Linked DNA regions of Mus musculus: region 2 is linked to region 1. Evidence: chromatin loops called from intact Hi-C (ENCODE). Cell type or tissue: left cerebral cortex. All regions are shown on one strand. Each heading gives the region's core, and the rest is flanking DNA. Links, peaks and the distances in the headings are about the cores only.

Region 1 (9,192 bases), core at 348-8,347:
CACATGCAAATTTTGTGATTTCTCCCCAGCTGCCTCTATGACTGGTCCTCCTCTAGGCTTCAGGAAGCCTTCCTTGGTTGCTTATACTACAAATAAAAGGCTCAGGCTAGGCCGGGCGTGGTGGCACACACCTTTAATCCCAGCACTTGGGAGGCAGAGGCAGGTGAATTTCTGAGTTTGAGGCCAGCCTGGTCTACAGAGTGAGTTCCAGGACAGCCAGGGCTACACAGAGAAATTCTGTCTCAAAACAAAACAAAACACCAAAAAACAAAAAGCAAAAAACCAAAAGGCTCAGGCTAGGGGGCTGGAGAGAGATGGCTCAGCAGTTAAGAGCACTGAATGTTCTTATGAAGGTCCTGAGTTCAAATCCCACAACCATCTGTAATGACATCTGACACCCTCTACTGGTGTGTCTGAAGACAGCTACAGTGTACTGTACAGGCCCAGGCTTTCTTGTCTGGCTGGTTCCTGATGCCCAGTCAAACCAAACAGCTTGACATGGGCTTTTTTTTTTCCCCCCTTTCTCTTCCTGAGACAGGGCCTCACTGTGTTGCAGCCCTGGCTGTCCTGGAACTTACTACCCACTACCCAGAGGGCCTCTTCATCCCATGTGCTAGGATTTCAGGCGTGCACCACCACACCTTGCTCACAGTGTAAACTCAGCTGGCCTTGACAGGAACCTCAGAGAGAGCAGGACTGGGCTTAAATTCCTATACCTCAGGGCTGAGGAGCACTTGCCTGACGTGTGGGAGGCACCGGAGTCAATTAAAAATTATATATGGGCTCGTGTGCGCAGACACATTCATTCCCTGCATACCTTGTCCGCAGCACTTCCCCTTGGGCAAATCGCCAGGATGCTTGATCATGTCTGCCTTATCACCCCTAACTCCACCCCGTCCTCCATACTTGAGGCTCCCGCAGGCTTTTGGAAAGGGTATGCATCCAGTGGGCTAGGCCTGAAGGAGCTCTGGCAACCTGTAGCTGTCGGGGCGGAAGTGCACGCCAGCACCGTCACCCGATCCCTTGCCTTCTTGCTAGGGGTGGGGGTGTCTTAGGTCTCTGGGTGACCTTAGGAGAGGAAACTCAGTTTCCCTTCCTGAAAAAGGAAGTAGCAAGGATGTAGTGTGAGCTCGGGAGCAGGGAAACTTGTCTAGCACGTGTGGGGGAGGCTCCAGGTCAATCTCCTGTATTCCATAAAAAACGAAACTAAGCCATTTGCAAGTGGAGACCGTCTACGTGCTAGGGGATTCCACACTGCAGATCCACCAGGCCGAATGCTGGACCGGCACACTGCAGAAGAGTGTGCGCCTACTTGTAGGCAGAATAATCTAATGACTGCTTGAATGAAAAGAAGTAGTTAAAAACCTCATGCCTCCGCGGGTGGTGGTTTGGCCCTACACTTGGGAGGCAGAGGCAGGTGGCGCTCTGTGAGTTTGAAGCCAACCTGGTCTACAGGTCTACAGGCCAGTCAGGGCTTCACAGTTAAGACCTTGTCTCAAAACCAAACCTTCCCTTATATAAGTACTATTAACTTATCATTTAGACAGTGTCAGGGGATGTGTGTATGTGTGTAGACAGAGGACGGATTCACAGGGGCAAGAGGTCATGGCCAGTGAAGGGAAGCGGGCCCATGAAGGTGCCTGAGGCTCAGCTGGTTTCCGCTGATTAAATAGTAAAAGAAAACATTTTTTTTAAATTTTTTCCCCCTTTTCAAACTTTCCAGCACAATAGATGATTCTATCTGATGAACTCGTTTGGCTTTGTGTCAATAAATAGTTAAAATTTTCAGTTAGGTAGAGAGTAATGTCCCAGTCACCAGTGTGCACTCAGATTCTTAGTGTAGCAACGAGATAGAGGTCAGTGGGTGTCAACCTTCCCCTAGCAATCACCGACAGCAGACGAAAATAAAATTGGAAGTCCTGCTTATAGTCGTGTGTGTGTGTGTGTGTGTGTGTGTGTGTGTGTGTGTGGTGGCATATGTCTTTAATACCGGCACTCAGGAGGCAGAGGCAGGTAGATCTCTATTTGAGGGCAGCTTGGTCTACCATAGTAAGTTTCAAGCCAGCCAGTGTTACACGGATACTATGTCTAAAAGTGAAAAAAAAATTTTTTTTTGGATATATGGTCCTGCTCTGTAACCCAGTTTGGCTTGGAATGCACTGTTTAGCTTAGGTTGGTCTCAAACTCAGGACTCTTCCCCTGCTTTGGCCACAAAAGTGCTAGAATTATATGCATTTTTATATCCTTTTTAAAAAGACAGTGTCTGTCTGTTCTCTCTCTCTCTCTCTCTGCCCCTCTTCCTCCCTCTCACCCTCCCCCAAGACAGGACTTCTCTGTGTAGCCCTTGCTCTCCTGGAATCCACTCTTTAGATCAGGCTGGCCTTGAACTGAGAGATCCACCAGCCTCTGCCTCCCAATCGCTAGGGCTAAAGTTTCGGAATCACGCCTGGCGATTGTTGGGTTTGATCCCAGGGCCTCTTGCTTGTCAGGTAATCCCCATTCAGCTACAGCCTCAGGAAACAAAACAGTTAGTTTCTAAGAGAGAGAGACAGAATGCCCGAGGGCATCAGAGGACTTCCCTGTAGAACACCCACACTACAATTTTTTTCTTGGGCTTTCTCAGCCCCCAGCAGGCTGGGTTTTTTTCCCCCTCAGGGATCTGCAGTTGCCTTCACAATTCTGTTCTCATAACTGAACAGCAAGAGCGTTATCCTCTGGGCCTGATTCATAGGCGCAGAAGCAGAGGCTGGAGGCTGGGATTCAAATCTAAATCAGTGTGCAAGGAAGACACAGAGGAAGCACTTCATTGCAGGGCAGAGAGCGAGAGAGAGAGGTGCTGGCTCTCTCTCTTTCTCTCTCTCTCTCTCTCTCTCTCTCTCTCTCTCATACACACACACACACACACACACACACACTCCAAAACCAAACAACTAAATAAACAAAAATAAAATAAAGCCAAATCACTACATACATAGTAAATAAATAAAATGCAACTAAAAACCAAGAACTTTGCCAGGTGGTGGTGGTACACACTACCTTTAATCCTAGTCACCAGGAGGCAAAGGCAGGCAGAGCTCTCTTGAGTTGGAGAGCTGGTCTACAGGGCAAGTTCCAGGACAGCCTGGGCCACCCAGAGAAAGTGTCTCAAAAACAAAAACAAAAACAAAAACAAAAATAAGCAAACAAAAACCCTCCCCCCCCCCCAAAAAAAAACCCAAAAAGAAAAATATAAGAATTTTGGAATTTCAGGGCATGTAGCTCAGTAATAGAGCGTTGGTTATTTTTGTTTGTACTTTTTGGGGAGGGGGGTGGTTAACAAAAATAGTGCCTCTGATAAATCTCATTTGCCATGATACTGCCATTTTGCAAAGGTTTCTGTGCTTTTTGTCTTTATCTTTATTTATCTTTTTTTTTTTTTTTTTGGTTTTTCGAGACAGGGTTTCTCTGTGTAGCCCTGGCTGACCTGGAACTTACTTTGTAGACCAGTTTGGCCTCGAACTCAGAAATCCGCCTGCCTCTGCCTCCGGAGTGCTGGGATTAAAGGTGTGCGCCACCATCGATACCTGGATATTTGTACTTTTTAAAAAAGAAACCACATTTTTAGTGTGTGTGTGTGTGTGTGTGTGTGTGTAGGTCAGGAGACAACCTGTGTAGTGGGAGTTTTTTTTGGCTGTTCCACTTTGTGCTCCCAGCTGGTTGCAGGCACTTACCTGCCCAGGAGCTATCTTGGATCTGCAGATGAAAGAACACTCTACAGGATGTGGCAGCCCTACACGGAACCTATCCCTAGGAGAAAGGGCTCCAGTGTGTCTTCTCTGTGCCCAGCTATCTGCATTGGTCCTGTCCAGACTAGTGCGATTCATTGTTCTAATCCCTCCCTCCCTCCTGGGCCCCGTGCTGCTGTCCCCCTACCCCACTCTCCACCTTGGAACTCCCTGCCTCCAGCAGACACCCGCTTCCATCTTGTCAGCTCTCCCAGGTAACCCTTCGCAAACACATGTCTCATCGGCCCCTCTACAACACCACTCAGTGTAGCTAGCGACTGGATCCATAGCCTCTGGGCAGCCCAGGGCCTAGGTTCCCATCTCCCTCCACCTATTCCTTCTTAGTCCTCCCTAAGGTCCTAGCCCCTGGTTACCTGCTCATTCTTTGACTGGGCCCTCCTCTGGAGTTTGCCGGAAGTTCAGGGCCTCGGGGATATAGGAAGTAAAGAAGCTCTACCGTGTTCCTTGCTTAGGTCCCTTTAGAGTCTGCTTGGCTCTTAGGATAGCATTGAAAACCAGGTAAAGGGCTGGAGAGATGGCTCAGCGGTTAAGAGCACCAATTGCTCTTTCAGAGGTCATGAGTTCAGTTCCCAGCAACCACATGGTGGCTCACAACCATCTGTAATGGGATCTGATGCCCTTTTCTGGTGTGTCTGAAGACAGCAATGATGTACTCATATACATAAAATAAATAAATAAATAAATCTTTAGAAAAAAAGAAGACAGCCAGATTAAAAAAAAACAAACAACAAAAAACAAAACAGGTAAAGCGTTTCATGGTAACCCCAGCCCATCCTGCACCCTCCGTAAGCTGGTCTCCGTTTTCAGGTTAGGTTTTCACAATCCTGGGTTGAGTCAGCTTTAAGAGTCATTCACTTCCTCCCTGGCTGAATCTTGGAGGATCTGGTTTCCACGTCACCTTTTCTGGAAGACTCTTGCCTCTCTAGACTGATATATTCCTATTCTCTTTCTAGTCTAACAGCCAACTTCTGGCTTCAGATAAGATCCTAGCTTTATTGATTTGACTCAGAGTTCTTCTGTGTTGCTCAGGCCATCCTCAAACTCAATACATCTGCCCCCAAGCCTTCCAAATGCAGGGATCTTGTGTGCACCTCCACACCCAGTTCCATAGCTCTCCCCCACCCAAGAAAATGTTTCTCTGTGGCCCCCTGGCTGTCCTAGAGCTTGTTCTGTAGACCAGGCTGGCCTCAAACTAGGAGGTCTGCCCGCCCCTGTCTCCTGAGTGCTGGGGTTAAAGGCGAGCACCACCATCCCTCGGCCCATAGCTCACTCTTGAACTCATCTCTGACTGGCGACAAAGACAGGTGTGTCCCTCTTTTTCAGGGTGCAACTCTCCTTTCCTGGAAGAAATGCAGCAGTCTGAACCCGCTTAGTGTCTGCTACGGAGCGAGCCAGAACCTTTAGCTGCTCTGGCTACAATCACGAGCTCTGGAAGGGTTGTTTTGGCAGAAGGATGTGGACGACTAGGAAAGTTCCAGACATGGCCCGGTCTCTGGCGCCCTCTAGAGGACAAAGTTTCCTCTTTATTCTGTGCTCTGGCGCCATTGTTTTTTCTTTTCTTTTCTTTCTTTTTTCTTTTCTTTCTTTTTTCTTTTCTTTCTTTTCTTTTCTTTTCTTTTCTTTTCTTTTCTTTTCTTTTCTTTCTTTTCTTTTCTCTTTTCTTTTCTTTTCTTTTCTTTTCTCTTTTCTTTCTTCTCTTCTCTTCTCTTCTCTCTTCTCTTCTCTCTTGTCTCATCTCTTCTCTCCTCTTCTTTTTTTTCTTTTTTGTTTTTTCGAGACAGGGTTTCTCTGTGTAATCCTGGCTTTTCCTTTTTCCTTTTTCCTTCTCTCTCCTCTCTCCTCTCTCCTCTCTCCTCTCTCTCTCCCTCTCCCCTCCCTCTCCCCTCCCCCTCCCCTCCCCCTCCCCTCCCCTTCCCCTCCCCTCCCCTCCCCCTCCCCATAGTTCTGGGTTAGTTTTACTTCCCAACACATGTCCAGTCTCCAGAACATTAAAAGGAACTGTACCAAAGCTCAATTAAAACAAAATTTACAACAAAATATGGAACACTTAAATTTATGTCATCCTTGTGCAGGGACCACACTAGACTTCTCTGTGTTTGTTCCAATTTCGGAATATGTGCTGCCAAGGGGAGTGAGCACCTCTTTCTTTTTAAAATTTATTTATTTTTTCAAGATTAGAATTTCTTTGTGGAGCTCTGACTGTCCTGAAACTCACTTTGTGGACCAGATTGGCCTCAAACTCAGAGATCCACCTGCTTCTGCCTCCCAAGTGCTGGGCTTAAAGGTGTGCAACCACCATAGCCCAGCCAGTGAACCGCTCTGCCCATTCTTTTAGTTTTTTGTTGGTTTCTTCTTCTTCTTCTTCTTCTTCTTCTTCTTCTTCTTCTTCTTCTTCTTCTTCTTCTTCTCTTCTTTTTTTGAGACAGGGTTTCTCTGTGTAGCCCTGGCTGTCCTGGAACTCACTCTGTAGACCAGGCTGGAACTTAGAAATTCTCTTGCCTCTGCCTCCTAAGTGCTGGAATTAAAGGCGTGCACCACCATGCCCGGCGTCCATTCTTTTAATACGGTGCTCTCATACTGGGCAAACTTTTTATAAACTAAGCTACTTTTCTTTTTTAAATATTTATTTATTTATTTATTTATTTATTTATTTATTACAAGTACACTGTAGCTGTTTTCAGACACACCAGAAGAGGGCATCAGATCTCATTACAGATGGTTGTGAGCTACCATGTGGTTGTTGGGACTTGAACTCAGGACCTCTGGAAGAGCAGTCAGTGCTCTTAACCTCTGAGCCACCTCTCCAGCCCCTAAGCTACTTTTCTTAAGTCTGCCCATACTGGCGACTCCCTGAAATTGTTTAGTGACAGCAATAGTGGTTTCACTTGAATGGAGGTGTGTGTGTGTGGGGTGTGTGTGTGTGTGTGTGTGTGTGTGTGTGTGTGAGAACAGGCCTCTGCAGGGTGGTGGCCACGCCTTTCAAGCTCAGTGCTCCAGAGGCAGAGAGGCAGCTCCAGAGGCTGGCCTCTGACTTTGAGGCCAGGGTTCTTTACAAAGTGAGTTCCAGGGACAGCTAGGACTAAACAAAGAAACAAACCAACAAAAACCCTACCTTGAAATAAAATAAAGCTGGGGTTTCATATAGCCATAGCCCAGGCTGTCTAGTCTAAACTTACTATGTAGTGGAGAATGACCTTGAACTCCCGGTTGTAGGCATGTGACTCTCGTCTCTGAGTCAGACTCTGACTGTAGAGCATTGTCTGGCCTGGGACTCACTCTGTAGACCAGTCTGACCTCATTTCCCCTGCTTTCCAATGGTGGGATTTCTGTGTAGTGATGGCCTGAGTTTTCTAGGCAGTTCAGGCTATGCTCAAACTTGTATTCCTCTTGTCTCTGCCTCATGGGTGCAGGCTACAGACACCCTGTTCAGTGATCTCTAGAAGACAGTCTCACTCCCATACAAGGCTTTTGGACAACCACATCTTATAACTTCTCCCATCGAGGTACTGTGTGCGTCTCCCTGGGCTTCCTGCCTATCACCCACCTCTCGATGACAGGCACCCACCCTCATGCTTTGGCACTGCAGCCCCTGCTGACACGTGCATGCCTGCCTGTTCTTCCTGGCCCCACCGGGCCCCTGAACCCAGACAAACCATTTGGCTGCAGGTGGTCTTCAGCTCCCTCTGACCTCACCCCCATAGTTGAGATCCCACGGCTGCCTTGAGCCAACAGCCCCGTGCTGGGCTAGCCTGGTTTTTCTCATAGAGCCTTGGGCATACTTTTCCTAAGATAGGCAGTGTCCAGAAGACAGGACCTGGAATGGGGGCCGCAGGAAACCAGGTCTGGCTTTTTTCCTCTTCTCCCAGATGGGGACCCCTGAGGAGAGGGCCTAACTCTCCTCCCTCTGCTTCAGGTGGAGGGCTCTCTGAGGACTGACCCAGAATTGTTTTTCCAGTCCTTCCACCTCTTCCACCTTTCTGTTACTTTCTGGAAACTTCTATGTACATCTCCATCTACACAGCTTTCTCTATAGCCTGGGTCTCAGGAACCTCTGTGGCCTTCTGCAGGCTACCTCTGGCTCTGGTCTTAGAGATAAGCCAGACACTTGGCATGTAGTACTGGCCTTTCCTCTGGGACTATGAGGCCCAGAATTCACACCTGGAACTCCACCTCTGACCTCACAAGGGCTGCCTCAGAACTCAGTCTCCATGGTGCTACTGGTAAGAACAGAGATGCTATTTTGGGCAGTGTGTATGGACTTGGCTTAAGTGGCATGGGCCAAACCCCTGCCCTACTGACCTCTCCCCTGGAGAAGCACAACAGAACTCACAGCCACCCTGGGGAGGGCCCAGAGGCAGGCTCAAGTGAGGACTCGGAGACCGCAGAGCTACAGTTCAGTTGCAGCTTGAGTCTGCCTCCCTGATAGAGAAACGGAATCAAGACCAGCTGTGAGACGGAGGCTGAAAGACACAGAGCACTTCAGAGAGTGAGCGGGGCTGCGGGTAGTCTGGGACAGGGGAGCCTCCTTGGGGCAAGCCCAGCAGGGGGTGTTTGGGAAAGAAAGTTCACCAGGAGTTGGAGTATGACTCTCTGTCCTGGTTCAGCCCTGTGTGGCCGTGTGACACGGACAGATTGGCTGTCACTTGGATGTGGCAGGATCATAGCTGCTGAGTGGAGCAGAGGGTGGGAGGGTGCATTGGGCTGCACCGTGGAGGGAGGAGAGGAGAGCAAACAGACTGGGCAGAAGTGAGGCAGGTCAGAGATGGGTCTGCTGATGGCATCTTCCTCAGGCACTTTAAGGTTAGGGATATAAATTGATGCTTCATCCAGAGAAAATCGGGTAGCGCCTGTCTGGGGGCAACTGTCAGGAGTTACCCTGGCAGTCTAAGAGGAGGATGGACTAGAGGGTAAGTTTCAGAGAGGTGGGAGAGTCAACTTTAGCACAACGTTAGTTATCCAAAGCTAAGTAGATGGCAGACTTGGGGAGGCCAAGAGGGCTTTTGAGGAGCCCCGGTCTTGAGGTCCAGGTTTCTGGGGTAGCATGAGTAGAGGGGGGGGGTAGGACACTTTCACATTGCTTGAGGCATTCTCACCTTCCTCCCTCTTCCCTCCTCCCTCCAGCTTGCCTGGGTTTGGGATAGCGCTGTCCTGATTGCTTCTCTCCAAGTTCTGAATCTCTCACTCAGCCCTAGGTGGTTCCTCTCCAGTACCACAGAGTCTAAAACTCAGAAAACAATGGCCGATATCAGGTTAAGGGACGCTCTGAAGATCTGGATTGAGGATACAGGGCTGGTGAGCAGGCTCTGTCTGCCCCGTGTAAATGGCAACTAGCTGACCCAAATCCATCGCCTTTGACTCTTGGTGATGACAGAGTCTGCACTAGTCAGGGTCCTGATCTCTTTACCTC
Region 2 (9,192 bases), core at 634-8,633, 660 kb before region 1:
CTCTTACCCGCAGTGCATATCCAGAGAGAGACCCACCAACGTCGCGAGGGCAGAATGGAACAGTACCGGAGGGCCGGCTCTGTAGAGCTTCCAGCCTCATCACCAATGCCCCAGCTACCTCCTGACACTCTGGAAATGCGAGTCCGAGATGGGAGCAAAATCCGAAACCTGCTAGGGCTGGCGCTGGGTCGTTTGGAAGGGGGAAGCACCAGGCACGTGGTGTTCTCAGGCTCTGGCCGGGCTGCTGGAAAGGCTGTCAGCTGTGCAGAGATTGTCAAAAGGCGGGTTCCGGGCCTACACCAGCTCACCAAGCTCCGCTTCCTGCAAACGGAGGACAGCTGGGTCCCAACTTCACCAGACACGGGACTAGACCCCCTCACAGTCCGACGCCACGTGCCTGCGGTGTGGGTACTGCTTAGTCGGGACCCCTTGGACCCCAGTGAATGTGGCTACCAACCCCCAGGTGCACCTCCTGGCCTGGGTTCCATACCTAGTCCCAGCTGTGGCCCCAGACCCCGAAGGAGGGCTCGGGACACCCGGTCCTGAAGATCTGCTGCGCCTGACTGTTCTCTAGACCTGAATATCTGTGCCTTCTCTAAGAAGAGCTTGTGCCGGCAAGGCTTAAGTCTACCGAACTTGCCCCTCCCCTCCGGAATGTGGGGTGGAACTGTTAAAAAGACTGGCGTGGGTCAGTGCTGAGTTAAAGACTGCTTGAGAAGGGCTCACTCTGTCTCTACATCTCACTTGCCTTTTCTGACGTCCGACTAGGGAAGGGAAATAAAGGTTATGCCTGTTTGTTTGGCCTGTTGTGTAAGTGGGACTGCTGACTGGGGGGCCTGGCTTTATCCCAGGAGCTCCTGGGCTGGAAGCAGGAAGGATGCGGATAGGTTGGCACTGGGTGACGGGTCTGGTATCAATAAAAGTTGCAGCAGTAACCTGGGTGGCTTCCTGCCACCTGCTGTAAGCTGGGTTGGGGCTCGGCCAGCTCAGGCATTTCCCCCATCTGTGGCATATGTTTTCGTATAGTGGATTGTAAATGCAGGCTGGCAGTTCAGGATTTTAAGCCTGGTTCTCCTACTCCCAAGTTACTGTTCTGGGTCATAGCGCTCTCATCCGTAAAGTGAGGAATAGGGTGCTCACCCCATTAGAGTTGAAAAGCTTACAAGGAGATGTACACATTTGACACTCAGATACCACCAGAGCACTTGGTGCTGTAATTGATCAACTCCGCTTGCTGTGAATCAAGGTTTTCTCCAGTATGTCTAGTAATCTGGATGCCCAATTATGAGCAAATAAAATTGGGGCTCTTCTGGATTCAGGCTACAGCAGGACCCAGCAAGTTGAAGGTGCTCTCAAACCAGGGAGGAGAGATTGGGATGGTGGGAGAAAAAGTTGGGGAACTTAAGGTCTTGATATGGGATGAGTGAGATGTGGCCAGAAGGCTATCCTCCAGCTGTAGCCTGAACTTTAAACACTACATCCCTTGCTTTCCAATGTAGGGCATCTCAGTGAGGGGACGGGGACGGGACAGGTGGTGAAGATTCAGGAGATTGGGAGAAGTGAAACAAGTTACTCTAGGAGGCCCTTTACATACAGAGGGTCCTGAAACATCTAACAACTGCTGGAGACCGCAGAACCACTGTGATGTCTCACACTGCCAACCGCCTGGCCTCCATTCTCTGTTCAGCTAGTTCAAGGCTTCAGCTCCTCAGCTTCTACCTACTGTTCTCTGTCATTGCTCTGTCACGTGTGTCTCCATGCCCTTCTCTGACGTCAGCAGTTCTCAGTGTCACCAAGTCTCCAGAACTTTGGGCCACATTATTGTAAATTATTGAGTCGTTTTGATCTTGCAATCCCATCCCGGTTGCTGCTTTGGCCAGGTTAAAGCAATCACATATAATAAAGGCAGTAACTTACACTGGATGGGTGATTCAGTGGGGCATCTTCGTTAGCTTCAGAAACTGGGAAGAGACTTCCCGGTGGGTTGCCTAATTAAAAATCATCTGCGATTTCCAAAATGATTAGAGAGAGAGTGTGACGGGAAACACTTGTGCTCAGAATCCCCTGAGAGGACAGGTTTTAGGGTACTCTCCCTAACCTGTGGTCCCTAGGGAGTCGGCCTGACTGACATCTTCAGGGAGAGAACCAGAGGTGAAGCCTTGGAGTGAGAATGTCTGCTCAAGGTTAGGAGAGAACCTGAGAGTAGGGACCTTTCAAAAAGTAGGAGCAGTGAGCAGGGTTGTTGGCACAGCAGTTAAAAGCACTTGTTCTGGGGCCGGAGAGATGTCTCAGCAGTTAAGATTGCTTTTCCAGAGGACCCAGGTTCAATTCCCAGCAGCTACATGGCATTTTACAACTATCTTTAACTATAGTCCCATGAGATCTGATGCCCTCTTCTGGTGTCCAGATGTAAAAGCAGACAAAACACCTATATGTGTAAATAAGGAAAAAAGCACTTTGTTCAATCCCTAGGACCCACCTGGCAGCTCACGACTGTAACTCCCATCCCGGGGCATCTGATACCCTCTCCTGACCTCAGCAGGCACCAGGCACACATGTAGCGAAACACTAACATTTTTTAAGTAGGAGCATGGGTTGGTGAGATGGCTCAGAGGATAAACACTTGCCACCAAGCTTAACCCGAGTCCAGTCCCAGCACCAACACGGAAAAAGAAAGCGGACCTCTGTTCACATGCACACATAGACAAACAACAACCACAACAACAAAAATTTTTTAAGTAGGAACAAAGATGACTTCCTGCAGTGGGAGGGTCTGAAGAGTTGAGGACGAGCAAGGGTGCAGATGGTGTTGGAGGTGCAGGTAGGATATAAGAATCCAAAAGTCCTCTCCATGAAGCAGGAAGAAACAGAGCGGATGGGGTCAGGATGCCTGAGACAGTTGTTGCGGCTGAGAGATATGACAAGATCTGGCACGGCAAAGCCATAAGTCCGGTGTAGGCTGACAACTATGAACTTGGAATGTCTTTAGCAGAATGTGGGATCCAGTAGTCTCCACTCTGAGACTGCGACAGGAACAAATGAAGACTGAATAGTAACAGGAGAGTAGGGCCATGGTGCCCACCCTGAGTAAGAAGTTAAGTTAAAAGAGCACAGGGTTCTGTGACCCGGAGTCCTCACGAGCTGTCTGGGGTGGGTGACGCAGAATGCCACAGCGATAGGAAAGTGTAGCTTCCTGGGGCTGTTAGAACAAAGTGCCACAACTGAGTTGCTTACAACAGCAAAGAATTCCAGAGGCTAGCCATTCAAAAGATGTTTTTCTATTTTATTATGTTTTATTTAGTGGATGTGTGAGCATGCATGCACCGCAGCTCACAGACAGAGGTCAGAGGACAACTTGCAAGAGTCAGTTCTCTACTTCAGCCCTGCCCGCTTTGATGTGTGTTTTCACCCTCTAAATATAATTGGCTTCTTTAAGATGGTATTTTGGGGACCTGGAGAGGAGGGTCCATAGATAAGAGCACCCAGGTTTGATCCCTAGCAACCACATGGTGGTTGACAGTCATCTACTACTCCAGTCCACACCCTCTTTGGCCTCCTCGGGCACCAGGCATGCATGTAGCACACACATATGCAAGCAAAACACCTATATACATAAATGAACTAAAACTTTTATTTATTGTCTCCTGGTGAGAATGTGGGTACCAAACAGGCAGATGCTGCTTTCTCCACTGAAGTGACCTAAGAGTCTTGAACATGCTTTGCACACAGTAGGTATGTAATGATCATTCCGATGGATGAAGGGATGACTGTTGAGCCGCTGTTGGGCCTCCGAGTGTGTGGACACTCTTAGATCCCACGCCATTCCTTGTTCCCTTGGCCCTCCGTTCTCAGATTAGAGGAGAAGATTCAGATTTATTCACAGAGTAACCTAAAAGGACCTCCTTGCCTGCCTGCCCCACTGACTCTGTCCATCTTTGGCTTGGTTCTGGGACTCTGGCTTTCTGACCACACTGATGCCTCCCCTCCCCCGCTCCTAATCATTCAATCTTCTTCCTCTAATCTTTGTCTCTTCAAATTCAAGACCACTCAAAAGCAAGACTTGGAAGTTTAGATCTGTAATCCTAACAGCTGGGGAAGCTGTAGCAGGGGGCTGCCATCTAAGGCCACCTTAGCCTACATAATGATTACCAAACCAGCCTGAGACACAAAAACTAAGTCATAAAACAAAACAAACAAAACAAACCCGGAGAGAAACCTATTCAAAACACACTAGTATTAACCTCAGGGAACTTCTATTTTAAACCACAGGGTGGCAGTAGTCACAAAGGGATAGCCCACGTATACTCTGTAAAATCTACTTTTCAAGAAGCCCCAAGGCAGAAGGAAAACAGTCTAGTCTTGAAATTTGGTCCTCAATAGACTAAGTGACAAGTGACATCTCGGCAGTTCAAAAGGCAGCTGATAATACCCAGTGTGACAAACCTAGTCACTGCACTTAGAGCCTCCGGTCTCAGGTGAGCGATGATGTCAGCAGTTCACCTTCAGGAATGTGGCAGGCGCAGTAGGTTCACAGAGTAAAGAAGTTCCTCGCTGCAGAAATAAAAGCCCCGAGACAAGCAAAATCTCAAGGAAAAATGAGGTAATGACTGTGTAAAGCTTGAAGACTAATGGGCTGGGAGAGTCCTGGGAAGGGCAGGGATGGAGGGGAATCATGAACTGAGACATAGGAAGACGCAAGGAAAGTAAACAGTCTGGTGACTGAAGGTCAAGGAAGGGCCAACGAGGAGTGAGTCTCAGGGACCGCGGCTGTCTACCTGGCCAGGGAGTTTGGATTTTATTGTGGGAGAGATGAGAGGTTCCAGAATTCTCTGAGGTGGAGCACAAGGTAAAATGCCAGACTGTTTAGAGCGAGAACCCTGGGTGCTACAGCTTGCTGAGAAGACGGAGCACAGGATTGGAAGAGCAGCAAGGAAGCCAGGAAGAGATCATGGGCCAAAATCACGGCTAGGGTAGGCCCTGGGAATCTTTCCCAGCCCACAAAGGCTCTCAATGCCTGTTACACTGCAAGCATTCCTAGCCCCAGGCTCCCTCTGCCCCACCATATGAGCTCCTGTAACCTTTCTTCATTTGAACTGTAGCCTGGCTTCTCTGGTTATTTGTCTAGAACCAGGGTCTTGGTCAGCTTCCATATTGAGAGACAAGAGCATCCAGGTTCCTTACGGCTAGGAGAACTCTCTCTTGGCTTTCGTTTTCCTCCACTATGCATTTCTCAGAGACCCTTTCATGTGTCCTCCTTCAGTGTGGCTAAGGGTCCTTCCATAGAGGGAGCTAGCTAGCGTCACTCCCTCACCTTCAGCCACCTCCTACCAGACAGAGTACACTCATATGCCTACGTGTGCATGCATATTGATGTCCAGAGGGCCATCCCACTAGGGAGAGAGTCACATGTCTAAGAGAAATGCCTGGAAGTGGGAGAATAAAAGGCACAGCTGGGAGTGGGAGCAGGAGCGGGAGGCGTGCTGTCTGCCAGGTCTCAGGTTCCGGCTGGAGCCACAACCGTGTACGGCAAGTAGGGGGCACCAGAGTCAGACTTTGTGTAGGAATTGCGGAGTCACCTTCATTCCGTCTCATGAATATGCACAGAACCTGTTGAATTATGCAGATAGAAAGGATGTAAATGTGTATGCAAATTCGGTGCTACCCTTGCTGTTGCTATGGAAACAAGTGACTAGCAAGGAGGGGCACACCCTGGGGAGACCTGGGTGGAGAGACTGAGACCTGGAGACTGGGCTGGGCCACCTGCTCTTCTCAATCACGACGTTTTGATCTCTTTCTTTGCTTCGTTTTGTCTTTGTCTCTCTGCCTGGATCTCCGTCCACTTCTGCACCTCTTTTAACCTCTCTCTTTTCAGCTGTTTTATTTCTCTCTTTCTCTCTCTGAGTTTCTCTGCCTGCATTTCTCTGTGCTGTTGCATCTCTGACAGAAACATTACCTGGCCTGCCCCTTGTCTGTAATCCCATGACTTCCCCTCCTGCAACTCCCTGTCACTCTGTCTCACATCTCTGGGTTTTGTTTCTGCATCTCTGAGCTCTTTATTCTCAGTCTGTCTTTCTGAACCTCTTGTCCAACAACTTGTCTCGGATGGGAAAGACAGGAAGCTGCACATCTGTCCTTACCTGATGGGATGCGCCACCCCTGTCCCAGACGCCCACGTGTTCAAGGATTCCTAAGCACTCCCGCCCTCCCGAAATAAAACCCTGCTTTGAATCTGGCCCCTGTCACAGTATTGACACAAGATTCCCATGACAGGCCCTGGCTGGCTGCCAAGGTATCAAATCTTCTGTCCCAGACCCTGCCTGCCGTGGGACTATGCCCTGTCAGTATTCCGGCCTCTCTGAGTTTATCTTCCTAGCTTTCCTTGAAGCTGGTGGGCACCTTGAGGCAATGATGTGTTCAGAATAGGAAAATGAGAGAAGAGCCTTAATTAATTTGCCCATCTGGCCCTCTGCCCAAAAGCTGACGTGCGGGGTCTGGCTTAGGCCCAGGTGTGGGGGTGTTTGGGACCAGTTGAGACCTATCCTGGTCCCCAGTCAAGACTCCTTGCTGAGCCACATAGCTGCGTGGCAGCCGCTTGGTGGTCTACCAATGCTCCTTCCTGCTATGGCCTCAGTCATCCAGTTCCTCACTCAGGGCCTTCCGCCTACCTGTCCTTCGGCTGGCTTCTGTTCGATGAGCACCTGTTCTTCCACGCGGTGCCCCCTACCTGTACAGATGCTCACGTTACACAGAAATGAAACCTGGGCGTGTTGTGCCTCCACCCTAGGAAGAGGTCTTTGGTCAGATGAAGAGCCCCTCACAGCTTCCTCTCTCTGGCAGCCTCAGTTTGGGAGTGTAAACTTAATGCAAGTGCAAAAGTCATGGCTCAAATGTAAGCAAGATGGAGGCAGAAGAGAAGGATGCCTCTATCCAGTGTCTGCAACGGGCTGTGGGAGATTGCAGAGTGTTTTGAATGGAGGTAAACCACTCTACAGGAAGGTGGAGGGCTTCCCCCTTTTGGTCTTCGGCTCTGGGCAGGTTGCCTTACCTCCAGGAAGGCACTAGTCGTGGGGGATCTGGCCTGGACCCAGGTGTGGGGGCGGCTGAAGCAGTCAGGACAAGTTCCTCTCCTCCAAGAGGTGGTGGGGCCAAAGCCCCCAGCTCTCCTACCCAGCCAGGAAGGACCATAGACTGGTATTCCCACCACCAACTGTGTGATTCACCCATGTTCAGGCCCAGGCGTGATTCTGCTACCAGGAATCCTGTTTGAAGTTTTAAAAGTCTACCCCCTTGCCCCAGCCCACCCTAGCTGTGCCAGGGGCTAGAAAAGAGTCACCTGTGGGTGAAGCCGCAGGTCTGGAGAGCCACATACAGGAAAAGCAAAAGATCTGGAGAGAGATGGAGAGATAAGAGATGGTCAGAGACAGAGATGAGAACTGATACAGACAGCGAGAGAACAACCTGACAGAGAAGAAGGCACAGAGACACAGAGGACACCTGCTTGGGAACAGACAACAGTATTGGCCAAACCTAGTGCTAAGTGCTTGGCTGGACTGTCTCATTTAACTTAATCTTTATAGTCTTAGGAAATAGATGGTGCTGTTATGATCCCATTTTACTCCTGGGATAATTGAGACTCATTTTGCTGAAAGTAATTGAGACATTAACTCACTCGCCTGAGGCCTCAAACCCAGAAAGCCGTGGAGCAGGTATTCGAATCCTTCGGTTTGACTGAGAGCCAAGGCGAGAGACAGACAAAGAGCCAGCAGTGGGGACAGATAGATTCCCATACCAACCCTCTTGGGTAATCTGGAGATCTGGGAATCTTCAGGCAACTGTTAGGGGAGGGCCTTCCCATCAAGCTAAAAGAAGAAAAACAACTTCTAGGTCTTCTTGTCAGCTATGAAGGAAGGAAAGGAGAGAGCTATCAGGACTGCGGATCGGATCGGGAGGAAAGGCCCCGCCCCCATCACGGAATTCCTTAGCTGACCCTCCTCCCAAGCTGCTTCCCATTAGTCAGGCAAAGCCTTCTTGTGAGCAGCTACTGTCACTACCACCACCATCACCACCCTCACCACCCACTCCCCCACTTTGAGACTTCTTTCTTCTCCATGTGTTTATTGAGCACCTGCTAGTTGCAGGGCACTCCTGCCCCCACCCACCTCTCCTCCCCCTTTTTCTCCTTCACTGTGGAAAGACCCTTATTGTCTCCCTCCAGCCTCCTAGGATAGCCTCTGCAACTAGCAATTAAGGCTAGAATCCGAGACACTGCAAAATAAGGAAGTTAGCCTCGTATACACCAAGGTTCTTGAAGCACAGAGAAGAGGTCCCCAAAGGTCTGGCTTAGGTGTCTCTGCCTGGAGGTCCCTTCTAGTTAGTTTGGAGAGGAGGGTCAGCAGCCCAGCTGGTGGGGGCCTGAGAGAGCCAGGCTGTCAACAACAGGGGGGATCGGGGCGAGAAGAAAACCAGGAGCTATCCTGGGGGAGTCCGGGAGTTGGCGTTATGGTTTCTAATGTCTTAGCCCTGGTTTCAATTACTCACAAGGTCCCTAGGGTTCTCCCATGACCCCCTGCAGGTTCCTGAGCTTGAAGAAGGCTCGGGAGCCTCTGGGGAAGACCAAGAAACTAGGGGCTCAGGGGTAGCAGTCCACAGCCTGGAGGGAGCTTTTGCATACTCTTCCACCCCTGTACATGTCGGTGTGAGGCCCCCCAGACCACACAGAGATCCCAGAAATAGTGGGAAGCTGGGAAGAGCAGTGTACACAGCTGCTTATGAGCTCCTACACGGGTCCAACCAGTTCCTCAGCTCCACCTTGGTCCTGCTGCCTCCACCTCGCTCCTGCCCCTGAGAGCCAAGGCTTGGTCTCACCACTCTTTTTAAAACCTCATAACAAACCCCGATCCTAGATTTTTTTTCACAACTCTCTTGTTTATCTTCGAGTCCTGCATCTTCCTTTTTTTTTTTTTTTTGGTTGTTGTTTAGTTGGTTGTTCTGAATTTTTAGGCTTTTAGGTACGATCTCATGTAGCCCAGGCTGGCCTAAAACTCACAGCAATCTTCCTGCCTCAAGCTCCGGAGCATTGTGGATTGATTATCTACTTTGTTACATTTGCTTTGAGAGGAGTCTCATGTGGTCCAGGCTAGCCTTGGGACTCACTGGGTAGCCAAAGCTTGCTTTGAATTTCTGATACACCTT

What was found. A loop is a pair of places that touch in the nucleus more often than their neighbours do. Peaks named below come from ENCODE experiments on the same cell type or tissue, not always from the same donor. Only the 100,000 strongest peaks of a DNase experiment are listed, where the experiment ranks them.
Region 2: a loop joins it to region 1, with 8 times the contacts of the local background. A loop is called at or near these places in 4 of 42 quality-filtered maps.

Annotation. Positions count from the first base shown.
Region 1 is chr4:41,046,952-41,056,143 of GRCm38, reverse strand. It overlaps Aqp7 (aquaporin 7), which reads left to right and starts at 8,008. Exons shown (of 8, transcript NM_007473.4): 1 at 8,008-8,271. Gm25637 (a small nuclear RNA gene) reads right to left here and starts at 5,924; the gene lies at 5,818-5,924. In left cerebral cortex, for the core only: a CTCF peak has its summit at 5,289 (motif pointing left); DNase peaks (open chromatin) are centred at 2,679, 4,696 and 5,269.
Region 2 is chr4:41,703,636-41,712,827 of GRCm38, reverse strand. Rpp25l (ribonuclease P/MRP 25 subunit-like) reads left to right here. Exons shown (of 2, transcript NM_027278.3): 2 at 14-795. The coding sequence starts at 55. The coding sequence ends at 546. Among named protein-coding and RNA genes, the nearest start is that of Rpp25l, 5.3 kb to the left of the region's middle. In left cerebral cortex, for the core only: CTCF peaks have their summits at 2,405 (motif pointing left), 4,255 (motif pointing right), 5,527 (motif pointing right) and 6,732; DNase peaks (open chromatin) are centred at 932, 4,283, 5,517, 6,360 and 1 more place; H3K4me3 peaks cover 430 bases; H3K27ac peaks cover 830 bases.